Regions from separate parts of the Homo sapiens genome. Here region 1 is linked to region 2. Evidence: chromatin loops called from intact Hi-C (ENCODE). Cell type or tissue: ascending aorta. All regions are shown on one strand.

Region 1 (8,000 bases), 200 kb before region 2:
GGATCACTTGAGGTCAGGAGTTGAAGACCAGCCTGGCCAACATGGTGCAACCCCATCTCTGAGAGACCCAACCACAACCCTGTCTCCTCCCTCCTCTCCCCTCCCTGACCCCTTCTCAGTCTCCCCAGCCCGTCCACCTCTGGGATGACTCCACCTGGGTGTCCTTGGGAGCCTAAGAGCCAGCATTCCTCCTTGACCCCTGACAGGAAGGTCCTGTGGCAAAGTGGGCAAGGTCACCCCTTCACAGAGGCCCCCCAGAGCCCTGTCTGGAGTGGGAGCTGCCAGCATCAGACCCAGGGGCCACCTGCACATCTGGAGGGGCCATCAGCAACATCTCCCCCAGTGCAGCCCGAGCCATCAGAGGCGGGCTGGAGAAGAGGAGGGAGGGAGCGAGGGCTGGGAAGGGCCAAGGGGGCTGCAGCCCTTGGTCAGACCGCCTACGTCAGGTTCTTGGCTAGGAAAGCCACCAGCTATCCCCAGGAGACCAGCTGGGCTCCACTTTAGAAGCCAAACCCACCCTCCTGCAGCAGGAGGAAGGAGGGGAGAGTTTAACCCAGCCTGTCTCTGTTATTTTTGTCTCTGGAATCCCATCTTTTATTGTTTTAAATGTTTGAGATGTTTTACGTTATCAAATTCTGACTTGTTTAATCTATGATTCTTCAAATGCCCACCTTTCCGTAGGTGGAGGTGAGCAGGGGTTGCGGGGAGAACAAGGGGAACTAGGCTGGTGAAGTCTCAGTGCCATCCCCGAGACCTTGAGAGAGAGATGTGCTCAAGAGCATCCTTGAGAGGACGCTCATCATGGGTGTGGCCCCGCCGATGTTGCTTATTTTACAATGGAGCATCTGCAAGGCTGTTTGAAAAGCAGTTGGTTGAATATTTCACTTTTCATTCTGTCATTTTCATGGCTTCCTCTAATCCACCCTCCACAAAGCAGCCTGGGTGATCTTTTTAAAGGTGGGGCAGATCGCAAGACTCCCTGTTTTAACTCTTCCAAGAGGTCCCATTGCCCTTGGGGTAAAGCAAATATCCCCATGGCTCCCAGGTCTTACATGGTGGAGCCCACCTGCTTCTCCCACCAGACCTCCTCCCTTGTTGGGGTACCATGCAGGGCCCCTCCATCACTTCCCATGTGTTCCCAAATGCATTGCTGAATCTTCCTCCATGCTCCTGCCCATCCCTTGGCCTCAAGCCCCCATAGAGTGAAGGTGAGCTGGGGAGCATCCAAACTGACGAGCCCCCCAACACATTGCACAGTGCATCTGAAATGAATTTGTGCACAGGGAGCTGTGTTCTGTCTCTTCTAGGAATTCACTTCCAACAAAACATCTGGTCCTACTGAAAATGTCCCAGACGGCAATAAAGAGTGCATCTCCCTAACCAGAGTGTCACTCAGCACCTGGGGTCAATCCATCCCATGCCCAAAAGGAAAGCCACTCCCAGGCTGTTCTACCTTCTGTCAGATCAGCACTGAAATGCTACAGGGATGTTCAGGCTTCAAGAACTTTTCAGCTAGGATTCAGCTGGCATAAAATCTGAGTGACCACAGAGAACCTGTGTTCACAAAACAAAGTGGCAGAGTGAGAGTCAATGCTGGAAGAGGGCATGTGGATAAAGCAGTGCAGTCGGGGTGGCATCACGGGGAGACCACAGGCCTAATAGTCAGGAGGGCCAACACCAAGTTCAGCCCTGCCAGATCCCAGCTGTACTCCTTCGGGTACCTCTCTGAGCCTGAATTTCCTCAGCTGTCATCAGGGACTGGGAGCCTCACAGTGGCCGAGGACCCAACCAAAGAGCTATAGAAAAATGTGTGGCTCTGAGAGGACAGAGAGCTCACCAGCTGTCAGGAAAGCAGTAAGATGTGCCATGAAACGCAGACCATGTCCCATCATGGGGTGGGGATGGTCAACAGCAGCATCTTGGAGGAAACTGGTGCTGAACACTGATGGGAAGGAAGGGTAAGCTTGGAGAAGGGCAGGCATTCAGGGCAGAAGTTTTAACCTCTGGAAGTTTCCTCATTTTGAAGTAGGAGAATGTATCAAAACGTTCTAATAAGGGTCTGAATTTTGCTGGATAATAATCGAGAGGAAATTGTGAAGTTTAAGAATAGTTATAAATATTCTGGAGAGTGAACTGGCTTAAGGACACACATACATATCAATTGGATAGAACCGAAAATCCAGAAATAAATCCTCACATTTATGATCAACTGATTTTCATCGAGGGTGCGGAGATCATTCAATGGGGGAAAACAGTCTTTTCAATAAATAGTGCTGGCAGAATAGGATATCCACAAGCAAATGATAAAGTTTCACCCCCTTCCTCACACCATATATAAGAACTAACCCAAAATGATCAAAGACCTAAATGAAAGTACTAAAACCATACAACTCTTAAAAAAAAATAGCTGTAAATCTTCCTACCTTTGGATGAGGTGATGGTTTCTTAGATATGACACCAAAAGACAGGATCGATAAATTGGACTTCATCAAAAATAAAAACATTTGTGCACCAAAGAACACCATCAAGAAAATGAAAAGACAACACGTAGAATGTGGGGGGAGGGATTGCAAATCATATATCTGATAAAGGACTTATGTTGAGACTATAAATGACAATTACAGTTCAATAATAAAAGACAGCCCAATTAAAAATGTGCAAAGGATTTGAATAAACATTTCCTCAAAGAAAATATGCAAATGGCCAATAAACACATGGAAAGTTTAGGCTCAGCATGATTAGCCATCAGGAAAACACAAATCAAACTACATGAGACACAACTTCCTACCCTCTATGATGGCTAGAATTAAAAAGCCAGACACTAATGAGTTTTGACAAAGATGTAGAGAAATTGGAAACTTCATGTACTGCTGATGGGAACGCAAAAGCCTACAGCCACTGTGGAAAACAGTCGGAAAGTTCCTTGATCAATTAAACATAGAGTCACCATATGACCCAGCAATTCTATTCCTGAGTACATATCCAAGACAAGTGAAAACATATGTTCACACAAAAACTGGTAAGTGGATGTTTATAGCGGCATTATTCATAGTAGCCAAAAGGCAGAAACAAGACAAATGTTCATTAATGAATGAATGGATAAATAAAATGTGGTATATTTCACTGAAATATTATTTGGCTATACAAAATGATTTTTATCTTACATAAAAAGGAATGAAGTACTGGTACATGCTACAGTGTAGACAAACTTTGAACACATTGTGCTAAGTGAAATAAACCAGACACAACGGCCATGTATTGTGATTCCATTTACGTAACAGTCTAGAGTAGGTAACTTCATAGAGACAGAAAGTAGATTGGTGGTTACCCAGTGGGAAAATAGGAAGGGAGTGCTAATGAATTTGGGGTGATGAAAATGTTATAAAACCAATTGTGGCAATGGTTGTACAATTCTGAATAAACTAAAAGCCATTAAAATTACACACTTTAAATGGGCCAGTTGTAAGGTATAAGAATTATATCACAATACAGTCATTTTAAAAATAATCATAGCTATAACTACTCATTTGACAATACAAATATATTATTGAATATGAGAACTGTAGATAGAGGAAGCTATACAGTGGTTAAAAGCAAGGTCAAGGTAAGAACTGCGTCCAGTAGGTGGTGCTGATGAGCCACTCATGAACTCCCTGGCTACCCTGCACTCAGAAGGCTGAAGCCAGATCCAGCCCAGCTCTGTGGGACTTAGCCAGGAGCCAGGGGCGGCAGATGAAGCCAGTGGGAGAGACTCCTCTGGCCCTCCAGTAGCCGGAGAGGGAGCTCAGGTGTGAGGAAGGCTTCAATAAAGGCTCTTGGAGACAACAGTGGCTACTGGTTTTTTTTTTGTTTTTTTTTTTCGCAATCGATCCAATTGATCCATCTACATTAACATTTGAGCTTTTATTTTTCCTTCAGACAAGTTCCATTAAAAAAATTATTTGGTGTTCCTCTACAGTGAAAAATAAAAAAGGACAGTTGGAAGAAGGAAATAAGCTGCAGGAAAAAAATATGAAAACAATGATTGTTGTTAGGAGAGAATAGTTCAGATTCAGCAGGAATCTCCTCCTCCTCTGGCCTGGGGAGAGCAGCTTAGCCCTGGTCTCGAATAAAAGACTGACCTGATGCCCTGACCTGACAGTGGCCCTGACAGCAGGGGTCTGACAAGGGGAAGTGCACGACTTCATCTTCCCTCCCTTAATGAATTTCCTCCTCTCCCTCCCTTTTCCCCACAGAGCAGGGCAGCCTGCTATAGTCAATTTGCTGTCCAGGTTCATGGACATTGACTTTGGACATGAATCCCGCCTTCACCATCTGAGTGGGATCTGAGACTCCATCCATTTTTCTCCTGTTCCTCCATGCCTCTGTTTTTGTTTGTGTGTGTGTGTGTGTGTGTGTGTGTGTGTGTTACAGTTGTGCTTGACCTTGAACTAGTTATCTGTATTAGGCTATTCTTGTATTGCTATAAAGAAATGCCTGTGGTGGGGTAATTTATTAAAAAAAAATAGGGTTAATTGGCTCACAGTTCTGCAGGCTGTACAGGAAGCATGGTGCCAGCATCAGCTCACCTTGTGAGGAGGTCTCAAGGAACTTTTACTCATGGCAGAAGGTGAAGCAGGAACAGGCAGGTCATGTGGCCAGAGCAGGCGCAAGAGGGATCGGGGAGGTGCCACACACTTTAAACAACCAGTCTTGCATAAACTCACTATTGCAAGGACAGCACCTAAATACCTCCCGCCAGACTCCACCTCCAACATTGAGGATTACATTTCGACATGAGAGTTAGGCGGGGACACGTATCCAAACTGTATCATTCTGTCACTGGCCCCTCAAATCTCATGTCTTTCTCACATTGCAAAATACAATAATGGGCTGGGCATGGTGGCTCACGTCTGTAATCCCAGCACTTTGGGAGGCTGAAGCAGGAGGATCATGAGGTCAGGAGATCGAGACCATCCTGGCTAACATGGTGAAACCCCGTCTCTACTAAAAATACAAAACAAAAAACAAAAAACAAAAAAAAAAAATAGTCGGGCGTGGTGGCAGGTGCCTGTAGTCCCAGCTACTTGAGAGGCTGAGGCAAGAGAATGGCATGAACCCAGGAGGCAGAGCTTGTAGTGAGCCGAGATCACACCACTGCACTCCAGCCTGGGTGACAGAGCAAGACTGTCTCAAAAAAAAAAAAAAAAATTCAATAATGCCTTTCCAATAGTCCCCCAGCCTTCACTCATTCCAGCATTAGCTCCAAACTCCCAAGTCCAAAATCTCATCTGGAGATGAGTTCCTCTCACCTATGAGCCTGTAAAATCAAAACAAGTTATTTACTTCCAAGATACAATCAGGGTAGAGGCATTGGGTAAATGTTCCCACTCCAAAAGGGAGAAATCAGTCAAAAGAAAGGGGCTCCAGTCCCCATGCAAGTGTAAAACCCAGCAGAGTGTCATTAAATCTTAAAGCTCCAAAATAATCTCCTTTGACTCCATGTCCCACATCCAGGGCACTTTGCTGCAAGGGGTGGGCTCCCAAGGCCTTGGGAAGCTCCACCGCTATGGCTTTTCCAAGGTTAGGATGTAAGCTGCCAGTGGATCTACCATTCTGGGGTCTGGAGAATGATGGCCCCCTTCTCACAGCTTCATTAGGTAGTGCCCCAGTGGGGACCCTATGTGGGGACTCCAACCCCATAGTTTCCTTTTGACCTGTCCTAGTAGAGGCTCTCTGTGAGGGCTCCACCCCTCCACCTCTAGGTTCTTTCTAGGCACTGAGGCTTTCTCATACATTCTCTGAAATCTAGGTAGAGGCTGGCAAGCCTCCCTTACTCTTGCACTCTGTGTGTCTGTAGGCTTAACACCATGTGGAAGCTGCCAAGGCTTACAGCTTGCATGTTCTGAAGCAGTGGCCTGAGCTGTATCTGGGGCCCTTTGAGCCACAACTGGAGCCTTCTGAGGCTGTACAGAGCAGTGCTGTCCCAGGTCTGGCCCATGGAACCATTTAGTCCTCCTAGGCCTCTGGGCCTGTGGTGAGAGGGGCTTCCTCAAAGGTCTCTGAAATGCCATCAAGACCTTGTTCTCATTTTTTTTGGCTTTTAACACTTGGCTACCTTTTAGTCACGCAAGTCTCTCTAGCAAGTGGTTGCTCTGCAACCTGTTCAAATTCCTCTCCTGGTAATGATTTTTCTTTCTCTGCCACATGGCCAGGCTGAAAATTTCCCAAACTTTATGCTCTGCTTTCCTTTTAATCTTTTTCCCATTTAGAAAAAAAAAAAGTGCAGCTCACTGCCAGTGCTCATTTAATTTTATATAAACTCACTCTTTGAGGCTGAAGCAAATCTGACTGATTTTCAATGTGAAAATAAAATATAAAAACTGTTCGGGGAGTTCTTTCTAAACAGAACTAACATCAGAATCATCAGAACATCTATTTCAGATTCATTAAATGAATCTTTGACCCACAATTGTTCAAGAACAATGTTAACATCACGTGTAGGAATGCTACGTTTTCTAGGATTTGACATTTTCAGCAGTTGAAAATTACTACATTTTGTTAATGGAAATACCACTAACTAAAACCAGAATGCCATAAATAGAATGATGTCTGTTGTTTCCAAAGTCAATATACTAGAGTGATGTGAAAATAATAATAAAAGCAAGATAGTTCATGGCAAAGTTATCTCAGGGTAAATGCTGCAGCCACAAGTGCCACTGGTGAGTATTCTTGGGGCAACCAGGAAAAGGGTTAAATATAAATTCCAACTTTAAGTCATTTCTTTACTTCCACACCTGAACATAAGTTGTTAGAAGCAGCCAGGTCACATCTTGAACACTGCTACTTAGAAATTTCTTCTGCCAGATACCCTAAGTCATCACTCTTAAGTTCAAATTCCACAGATCCTTAGGGCATGAACACAATGCAGCCAAGCTCTTTGCTAAGGCATAACATGGGTGAGCTTTGCTCCAGTTCCCAATCAGTTTTTCCATCTGAGACCACATCAGCCTGGACTTCACTGCACACATCACTATCAGCAGTTTGGTCACAACCATTAACCAGTCTCTAAGAAGTTGCAAACTTTCCCTCATCTTCCTGTTTTCTTCTGAGCTCTCCAAACTCTTCCAACCTCTGTCTGTTACTGAGTTCCGAAGTTGCCTCCACATTTTCAGGTATCTTTATAGCGATGCCCCACTCCTCAGTACCACTTTTCTGTGTTAGGCTGTTCTTGCAGTGCTATAAAGGAATACCTGAGGCTGAGTAGTTTATAAAGAAAAGAGGTGTAATTGGCTCATGGTTCTGAAGGCTGTATAAGCATGGTGCCGGCATCTGCTCAGCTTCTGGGGAGGCCTCAAGGAGCTTTTACCCATGGTGTAAGGTGAAGAGAGAGCAGGCTCCTCACATGGCAAGAATGTGAGCAAGAGCAGGAAGCACCACACACTTTTAAACAACCAGATCTTGCAAGAATTCACTCACTATTGTGAGGACAGCACCAAGCCAGGAGGGACCCACTCCCATGACCCAAACACCTCCCACCAAGCCCCAACTCCAACATTGGGGATCACATCTCAACATGAGATTTGGCAGGGACACAGATCCAAACTCTCATCACCCATTGAAAATCTAGGGATGTCGAAAGGTTATTCCTGGCTTTTGACCTTGCAAAAAGAAGAAAGAGGAGCTGAAGAACAGGAAGTTGCGCTTGCGGGGGCTGGGGTTAGGGATGCGCAGGGTGAGTCCTGGACTGAGAGAGTCTTTTCGGCGGGGGTAGGCGGTTGCCCAGCTGAGGGTGGTAAGCTCCCACTGGCTATGGGACCCTGAGGGGAACCCCACTTGCTGCATAGGCCTGTGTTTATTCCAGGTGGTTATTCTTAGATTTTTAGATTTGGAACAAAAGTTCCAAGTGCCCCTGTGCTGAGTCTTTTCTCTAAATACTGTAACTCTTAGCGGGAGGTTTACATCCTCTGCTGTGTTACCATCACAACCTGTCCTTCCCCCGAAGCGAGAGGTCCTGGGGC
Region 2 (8,000 bases):
CAGCAGTGGATGTATGGTTTTCATTATTTTGCTCAGTGTAATAATAAAGTAAGTGTCCATTACCTGAGGCATAGTGACTGGGCAGTAGCAGGAAGGTGGCCTGGGAATGTATGGAACAGTGGGGAAGGCTGGTTTTAGGAATGATTACATGCTGTGGATGACTGTGCTCATCAAAAATGCATATTTACTAATGTTATTTTCACCATAGCCTCATAAACAAAATGACATACCACTCTTTATAACAGTCTACTAGATATCTATAATACAAACTTTGGAATGAGAAAAGCACACTCAAAATGGGCTTCAGACAAAATGCTTATCCTTATGAAAATGGTAAAATAATTGGGAAATAGAGATAATTCTGGAAAACAGAAATGCTTACAATAAAGGTATATAGCAAATTAATTAACTAAACACAATTTCAGGAGCAGGAGTTAACATTTAACGTTTGAAGGAGAGTTTGTTTACTTTTGCTTTTAATTGCAATGGTTTAGTAAAGTGGTGGAGACAATAAATCACATTTACAAAATCAGAGTTCAACTTATACTTGGATCTCTAGTGGCTATTTTTATGTAATTATTGTTTCAGTGGAATAGCCAATGAAGATTTTGGTTTCTTTTAAATATATTACAACAATTATATAATATTTCGTATATCAAACATATAAAATGTTTGAAAGCCAGAATAATATTCATTGTCTGAGAAGCTCCACTTCTGTTTCTCTTTTTTTCAAATGTTAGATAATTTATTTGTAATATGGACTAGAAGGTCATTCTGGACATATGCTTCAATACATACATATCCCTAAGTCTGTGCCAGGAACCCAGAATGAATTTGCTTGAGACTAGACCACCAGCACTCAGGGGCTCAGGCCACGGCTGTCTCATCCATTTCTGCCATGGACACAGTGTTGTCCCCACTGCCTGGCACACAGAAGATGCTAATGAGTACTGGTGGAAACAGAAATCTCCACCCCAATAAAGGCTCCAGTTTTGTTGAGAAATAGCTTTTACATTTATTCAGGGCTTCCTGTTAATTTGCATATAAAAGCAAAAGTGAAATTTAGTGAGCCTGCAGAGATATAGTAGAGATCCCCAAAATGTAATATATATATACACATTCTTTTTTTCTTAAAAAATATACTATATCTTATGTTAGAAATATATACACTTTGGTGTTTATGGGTAAAATTATATGATGTCTTGAATTTGCTTTAAAAGATTATAGCAAAAAAAAGCATGTCTGTGAGGAACAGATGAAACAGTGGCAAAATATTAATAACTGGTAGATCTGGGTGATAGGTACTTAGAGGTTCTTCATACTCTTATCTGTGCTTTATGTGGTTTGATAATTTCAATAAGGGCAAAATAAAGATATTTTCAACTATCAAAACTACTGTATAAGATCATTGGATATTTTGCAAAGATCTGCAGACTACATGATGTTGTAATAGTGAAAAGTTGGGAAGAACTGAAGTGTCTATCAATAGGGGACTAGTTAAATACAGAAACCCACATACAACAAGATGCTATGCAAACAATAAAAAGAAACTGTCAAGTGAAAAAGGAGGTTCCACAGCAGTAAGTAGAGCTGATTTCATGGTCACAGGAGTGTGAGAGGCATCTGGAAGAGTGTTCATCCTATATTCAGAATGCTCATCTCTGCAAAGAGAAATTACAGATGGTTTTTTACTTTTTTCTTGAAACTGCTCTGTACTACTCAAGTATAGGAGTATGTATTAATTTTATATTTAGGGGAAATTATTTTCTATAATGATTCCTGTTATTGGGAGCTAAATAATATATACACGTGGACATAGAGTGCAGAATGATAGAAAGAAGAGTAGGGCGTTGACAGATAGAAGAAGGGAGGGGGGGTGAATGATGAGAAATTACTTAATCAGGTACAATGTACATTATTCCAATGATGAATACACTAAAAGCCCTGACTTTACCCCTACAATACATGCAGGTAACAAAGTTGCACTTGTACCCCACAAATTTATACAAATAAAATATTAAAAATGTTCTCGTTATTCCTTCTACCTGATGAAATTATTTTAAAAATTTAATATTTATTGACTTTGAGACAGGGTCTCACTTTGTCATTCAGGCTGGAGTGCAGTGGCAAACACAGTTCACTGCAACCTCTACCTCCCAGGCTCAAGCAATCCTCCCACCTCAGTCCCCGAAGTAGCTGGGACTATAGGCATGCACCACCACGCCCAGCTAATATTTCTGGCAGGGGACAGAGTCTCACTCTGTCACCCAGGCTGGAGTGCAATGGCGTGATCTCAGCTCACTGCAATCTCCACTTCTCGGGTTCAAGTGATTCTTCTGCCTCAGCCTCCTGAGTAGCACGTCCAGCTAATTTTTTGTACTTTTAGTAGAGAAGGGGTTTTGCCATGTTGCCCAAGCTGGTATCAAACTCCTGATCTCAGGTGATCCACCTGCCTCAGCCTCCCAAAATGCTGGAATTACAGGCGTGAGCCACCATGCCCGGCCCTAATTTTTTATATTTTTTGTGGAGACAGGGTCTCACCCATGTTGCCCAGGCTGGTCTGGAACTCCTGAGCTCAAGCAATCTGCCTGCCTCAGCCTCCCAAAGTGTAGGAATTACAGGTGTAAGCCCCCCCTCCTGGATGACTTTTTAATTTTAAAAATTGTGTCAGGACTTAAGTAGTTCAAAGTGGGAAAGTGCTATATTTCTAAAACAATATGAAACCTAGAATAGATTTCATTGATTTCTAAAAATGCAAGTAACATCTTAAAGGCACATGCATTTTTCCCTCAGTCACCTACTGAGTGCATTAAAATATTAAGATGTCAAAAAGTACATAAAATACAACATCATAACGTATATAGGAATAGACTCAAATACTTTCTGGTTAATTAAAATCAGGCTGAAAATTTTATTAGTTATAGGAAGAAATAGCAGTTGGAAAAGAAAATGTTTTCTAGTTGGTTCTTAAAGAATCTGAATTGAAAGTATTCCAATAGTTCTATGTAAAAAAATAACTTGTGGGTATTTTAGTAATATGTTTGTTCTTAGAATAGAACAGATGGCAGAACAAAATAAAATGTAATTTCCAGATGTATCATGTTGTAAATTCAGTGCCATGAACTGGGCATTATTAACTGAGTATCAAGTTTAAACATAGCCAGCACTGTAGCACTTTTGGAGTAAATTTTAACTAAATGATTAACCTTTGAAACATCATTTAAGGTTTATTATCTTGGGTAGGTATCCCAAAAAGTGGATATTGTAGTAGCTGTTCAAATCTTCTATTTTTAGATAGTCTGCTGCTGCTGTGTGAGCTCTTCCTAGTCTGCAAGGATCCCCAGAACAGAGTGAGGGGGAGCCCACAGTGGACCATTTGCACCCATCCCTCTTTGAAATCATTACAAAACAGCTGCTGTGTATGGTCCTTATTCAAGGAGTGAACTGTTCCCACCATGTCCTATTTCTTTGCTGATTTTACGGTTTCAAAGAATTTAAAAGTAGCTGCTTTTTACCAAGAGGTTGGGGACCCCTAAACTTGGCAATCCCAATTCAGATAATGTAAAAACAAATCAAAAGCTATCACTTCAGTTACCTGGTAGACATTTCCTTCTTTCAGGTCCATGTTCTAAGCATTATGAATGATGAGAGATTTCTTAAGTTTTGATTTATCCGAGTCAAGTATCTGTATTAGATTGAAGAATCACATTTGTTACAAATTAACTGCATAGACTTACAGTCGCTCTAGGGTAGATATTCTGTTTATTAATTAGTATGGTTCTAAATGATCTTAGGGAAATCATTTAAATCCTTATTTAGGGGTTTTAAGGGTCTAGCATATGATAAGTAGTGCCAGATTAATTTTTTTTTTACCTGCTTCTTAGAAGAACTGGATTGGCCATAGTGCACAGTATCGGAATGATGCTTCTTTGAAGTTTTGGAAGACTCTGGACATAATTTTCTTTTAGACCTGTGGGCTATTTTGCTTACTATCAACCTGTGGTCACTTGTACCAACTTCTTTAGCTTGATTTTCTGATTGCTGCTGTAGCAGTCGTGGATCTTCGGTTTCTCCATCTGATTCAAAAATGTGTGGCTGTCTTTTCAGTTTTAGTGACCCATGGCTTTTCCCTAAAATTTGTGTTATACCTTTGCCTGTTAAATTTTCTTTTCCTTTCATTTGGAAGTCAACAGCACTTTTTACCACCCCTAAATTGTTATTTGACACCACAAATACTGCACTATTAGATAGTTGCTTATTTTTGTTTAAACTCACAGTCGATTTTCCACGAGAAGAGGGAAATTTTGTCATATTTTCAGAAGACTCTGTATTTTTTTCTTGCAGAGGTCTGGAATTCTCCTGATTTAAATTGTTAGCAGCCTGCATCTGAATGTTACTACTATAACGGTTTTTTATAGCTGGACCTAAATTCAGTTTGTCATGCTGGATCATACTAGTTTTGAGTGAAAACAATTTAGATTGTGTCACATCATGCTGTTTTCTTTTTGGGCTGCCAAGTACTGAGGTATTTTTGTTCATTTGTAACAATCTATTTTTGAAAACTGGTACAAACTTAGGGGTGATGTTGCTTTGGGAGCTAAGATTTGTGTGCTGAACTTGAGTATTTCCTCTGTTGGGCATTAATACTTCTGAATGTACTTGTGGAGCCCTGATAGACAGGGATTTCTTTCTACCCTGAACAGACTCTGGCTGGAGATGCAAAGCTGAGAAAATGCCTGATGTTGGCTGGCTGACTGAAAGCTCCACCTTGTGGTCCACTGCTACTGAACATGGTAGAAGACTTTGAGCACAGGCAGGCTTTCTGGAAGTGGCTTGAGTCAGAGATGCCCTAAGCATTTTTTTAGTGGTCAAATTGGGTGGCTTGACTTTGTGTTCCTGAAAAGGATAGAGATTAAAAAAAAATTTAAAATGTTAATAATGTCCTTAATGGAAAAGAAATAAAATATAAAGTATCATCCAAATAAGAATATAAAGCAACACTATGATTTACAGAACAGGTAAAGAAAAACAAAATAAAAATGAGCCTTCTGGTGGAAATGAGTACATTTCTTATGGTTTGTATCCTCCTTTAGATACTATCCAAGATACTATCTTAAGATAAAGGTATATACTACATTTCATATAAATCTACCATAAAAACCATTCACACAGCTACCCACTGTCCTCCAAACATGCTCATGCTGCTGCCTTGCTCACTGAGCAAGGTATGACCTCCTTCAGATACTCAAAGTCCCACCTTCTCCCACCCATCAATCTACCACAGAGCGACTGTTTTTCTGTCAACTCTCCAAGGATCTGCTATCAATTAAATAATATTTGTCACAAAAAAATATTACAAGGTAAGCTCTCTTATCTTTTAGTGCACATATTCCATCTTCCTAAGTAGGTACCAGATTCTTGGAGGGTAAGAACCATGACTTATTTACTCTTATATCCTTCACAGTTACTAAAAATCCTTGTTGAAAGAAATTAATGAAGAGGTGGCTGCATCTATACTGGGCCTTTAGGAATAAGTGGGATTTTGACTACAGGGAAGGCGCTATCTGTGTCTTAATCATGTTTACTTTTTCACTGCCTACCACAGTGCCTGGTACGTGGTAGCAATTCAGCAAGTATTTGTCAAAGAAATTTGTCAGATACATTAAAAAGAGCCAAGCGTTTACAGTCTTTTAAAGATGAACTGTGGATACACACACACATACACATAAATAATATAAAATTTACCATTTTAACCATTTTTAAGTGAACGATTCAGTGACTTTAAGTACATTTACCACTGTACTGTATTATATAACCATCAATACTATTTCCAAAAATTTTTTTTCATTCCAAACAGAAACTTTGTACTCTGTAAATAGTAATTTCCTGTTTCCTCTTCCTTCTAGCCCCTGGTAACCTCTATTTTACTTTCTATTCTATGAATTTGCCCATTCTAGGTACCACATGTAAGTGGAATCATACAATATTTGTCTTTTTGTGTCTGGCTTATTTCATTTAGCATAATGTTTTCAGGGTTCATTTATATTGCAACATGAGTCAGGATTTATTCCTTTTAATGACTGACTATTCCACTGTACTTATATAGCATATTTTATCCACTCATCTCTTGGTGGAAGTATTGTCTTTTAAAGTACATATCTTGTCCTGTTGTCTGTAAAAGAGTGATAGGTAGCAATAACCTGAAACACTGAACACCAAGTTCTTTTCTCACTTTCCCCATCAAAACACAGGTTCACAGCTTGAAATAAACATTTTAAAACTGCTAGGAATAATATGCAAACTTGAATGACTGGTTTTTCTCTCCACTACTGGAGGTTCCATTGTTGAATTAGGTTGAGAAGAGAATAGGAAAGATTTTGGGAAATCAGAGTTGGAAATAGGCACAAGTAAGAGACTAATCCAATTATCTATTAGGCATAAACAAATCACACCAACATTTAGTTGCTTAAAACCAATAATAATTATGTTATCATCTCTCACTATTCTGGGGGTTGGCTTGGCTTAGTTTGGCATCTCTCATGCTGTGTGGTTAGATACTCTGCAGCTGGAGTCACCTTGGAGTCACTTCCTCTTTCACATGTGATGCGTGATGCTGGCTGTTGGCTGGAATGCTGACAGGCAGTCTCTTCCTGTGCTGGGGATCTCTCACAGATTGGGTTCCAAGAACAAATGTCCCCAGAAAGACCAGGTGGAAGCTGTTTCTCCTAAAGACCTAGCCTCAGGGTATGTTGCATCACTCTGTCATAGGGACATCCAGACTCAAGAGAACGAGACCCATACCTCAATGGGAGGAGTATTGTCCCATGACCAAAATGATGTGGAGAAGGAAATTCCAGGAAACTTAGTTCCATAATACTTAAGTTGACATAATAGAAAGTCATTATAGAGGACAATACTCCTCCTTCCATGTTGACTATTCTTGGGAAAAACGGAAAGTCCCCAAGAAAATATTGAGTGAGATTTGGGGGCGATGCTGAAAATAGGTGATTGGGATTCATTTCTTATCTGGAGATTACTTCAGTTGGAGGCTTACCCATGCCACCAGGGCAAGAAGACACACCGTCTTAGTTTCTTTTGGCTGCTATAACAAAGTAGGTAGTTTATAAGCAACAGTTTTGGAGGCTGGGAAGTCCAAGATCAAGGCAAATCTCTCTTGGGCCTTTTAAATAAGAGCACTAATCCTGTTTAGCACAGCTCTACCCCTATGACCTAATCACCTCCCAAAGACCCTACCTCCTAATATCATCACCTTGGGAGTTAGGGTTTCAACATTTAAATTTTGGAGAAACACATTCAGAGCATAGCACATCCTTCTTAATTTGCCCATTATTTTCAAGGGGTGCAAAGAAAACCCAGCTAAGTTTCATGACCCTGAATGAAGAAATACAGAAGTTAACCAAGGAAGAATTACTGGCTTACTGCCCCTTGACATTGCTCAGCTGAGTGAAAAAGCATGCATCAAGAAGGGGTTTGTATTAGAACAGAAACATATTATCTCAGTTTTAGAGCCTTGAAGTCTGAAACCAAGGTGTTGGCAGGGCTGGTTCCTTCAGAGGGCCAGGAGGAAAGGATCTGTTCCGGGCCTGTTTCCTCGGCTTGTAGATGACCATCTCCACCTTCACATGGTGTTCTTCCTCTATGTGTGTCTGTATCCAATTGCCCCTTTTCATAAGAACACTAGTCATATTGGATTAAGGGCCCACCCTACTACAGTATAACTTCATTTTAACTAACTATATCTGCAGTGACCCTATGTCAAATAAGGTCACATCCTAAGGAACTGGGGGTTAGGATTTCAGTGTATGTATCTGAGGGGTACACAATTCAACCTGTAACAGGGTTGGATATACACTTCTGGAGAGAACAGAGAGAGGAGGGAGCTGTTTTTCTGAAGACTCCCTGTACAAGGGAGCTAGGGTAAAGCTAAAAAGTAACTGATAAAACCTCATATACTATCTCTGTTGAGATACCATATGAGC

The links. A loop is a pair of places that touch in the nucleus more often than their neighbours do. Peaks named below come from ENCODE experiments on the same cell type or tissue, not always from the same donor. Only the 100,000 strongest peaks of a DNase experiment are listed, where the experiment ranks them.
Region 1: a loop joins it to region 2, with 8 times the contacts of the local background. A loop is called at or near these places in 106 of 110 quality-filtered maps.

Annotation. Positions count from the first base shown.
Region 1 is chr18:74,547,770-74,555,769 of GRCh38, reverse strand. All of the region lies in intron 1 of CNDP1 (carnosine dipeptidase 1), which reads right to left. Among named protein-coding and RNA genes, the nearest start is that of CNDP1, 17 kb to the right of the region's middle. In ascending aorta, a CTCF peak has its summit at 3,624 (motif pointing right); a DNase peak (open chromatin) is centred at 3,649.
Region 2 is chr18:74,350,142-74,358,141 of GRCh38, reverse strand. It overlaps C18orf63 (chromosome 18 open reading frame 63), which reads right to left. Exons shown (of 14, transcript NM_001174123.2): 12 at 3,874-4,896; 13 at 3,596-3,685; 14 at 1-1,661. The coding sequence ends at 3,629. Among named protein-coding and RNA genes, the nearest start is that of C18orf63, 38 kb to the right of the region's middle. In ascending aorta, a CTCF peak has its summit at 4,780 (motif pointing left); a DNase peak (open chromatin) is centred at 4,771; H3K27ac peaks cover 356 bases.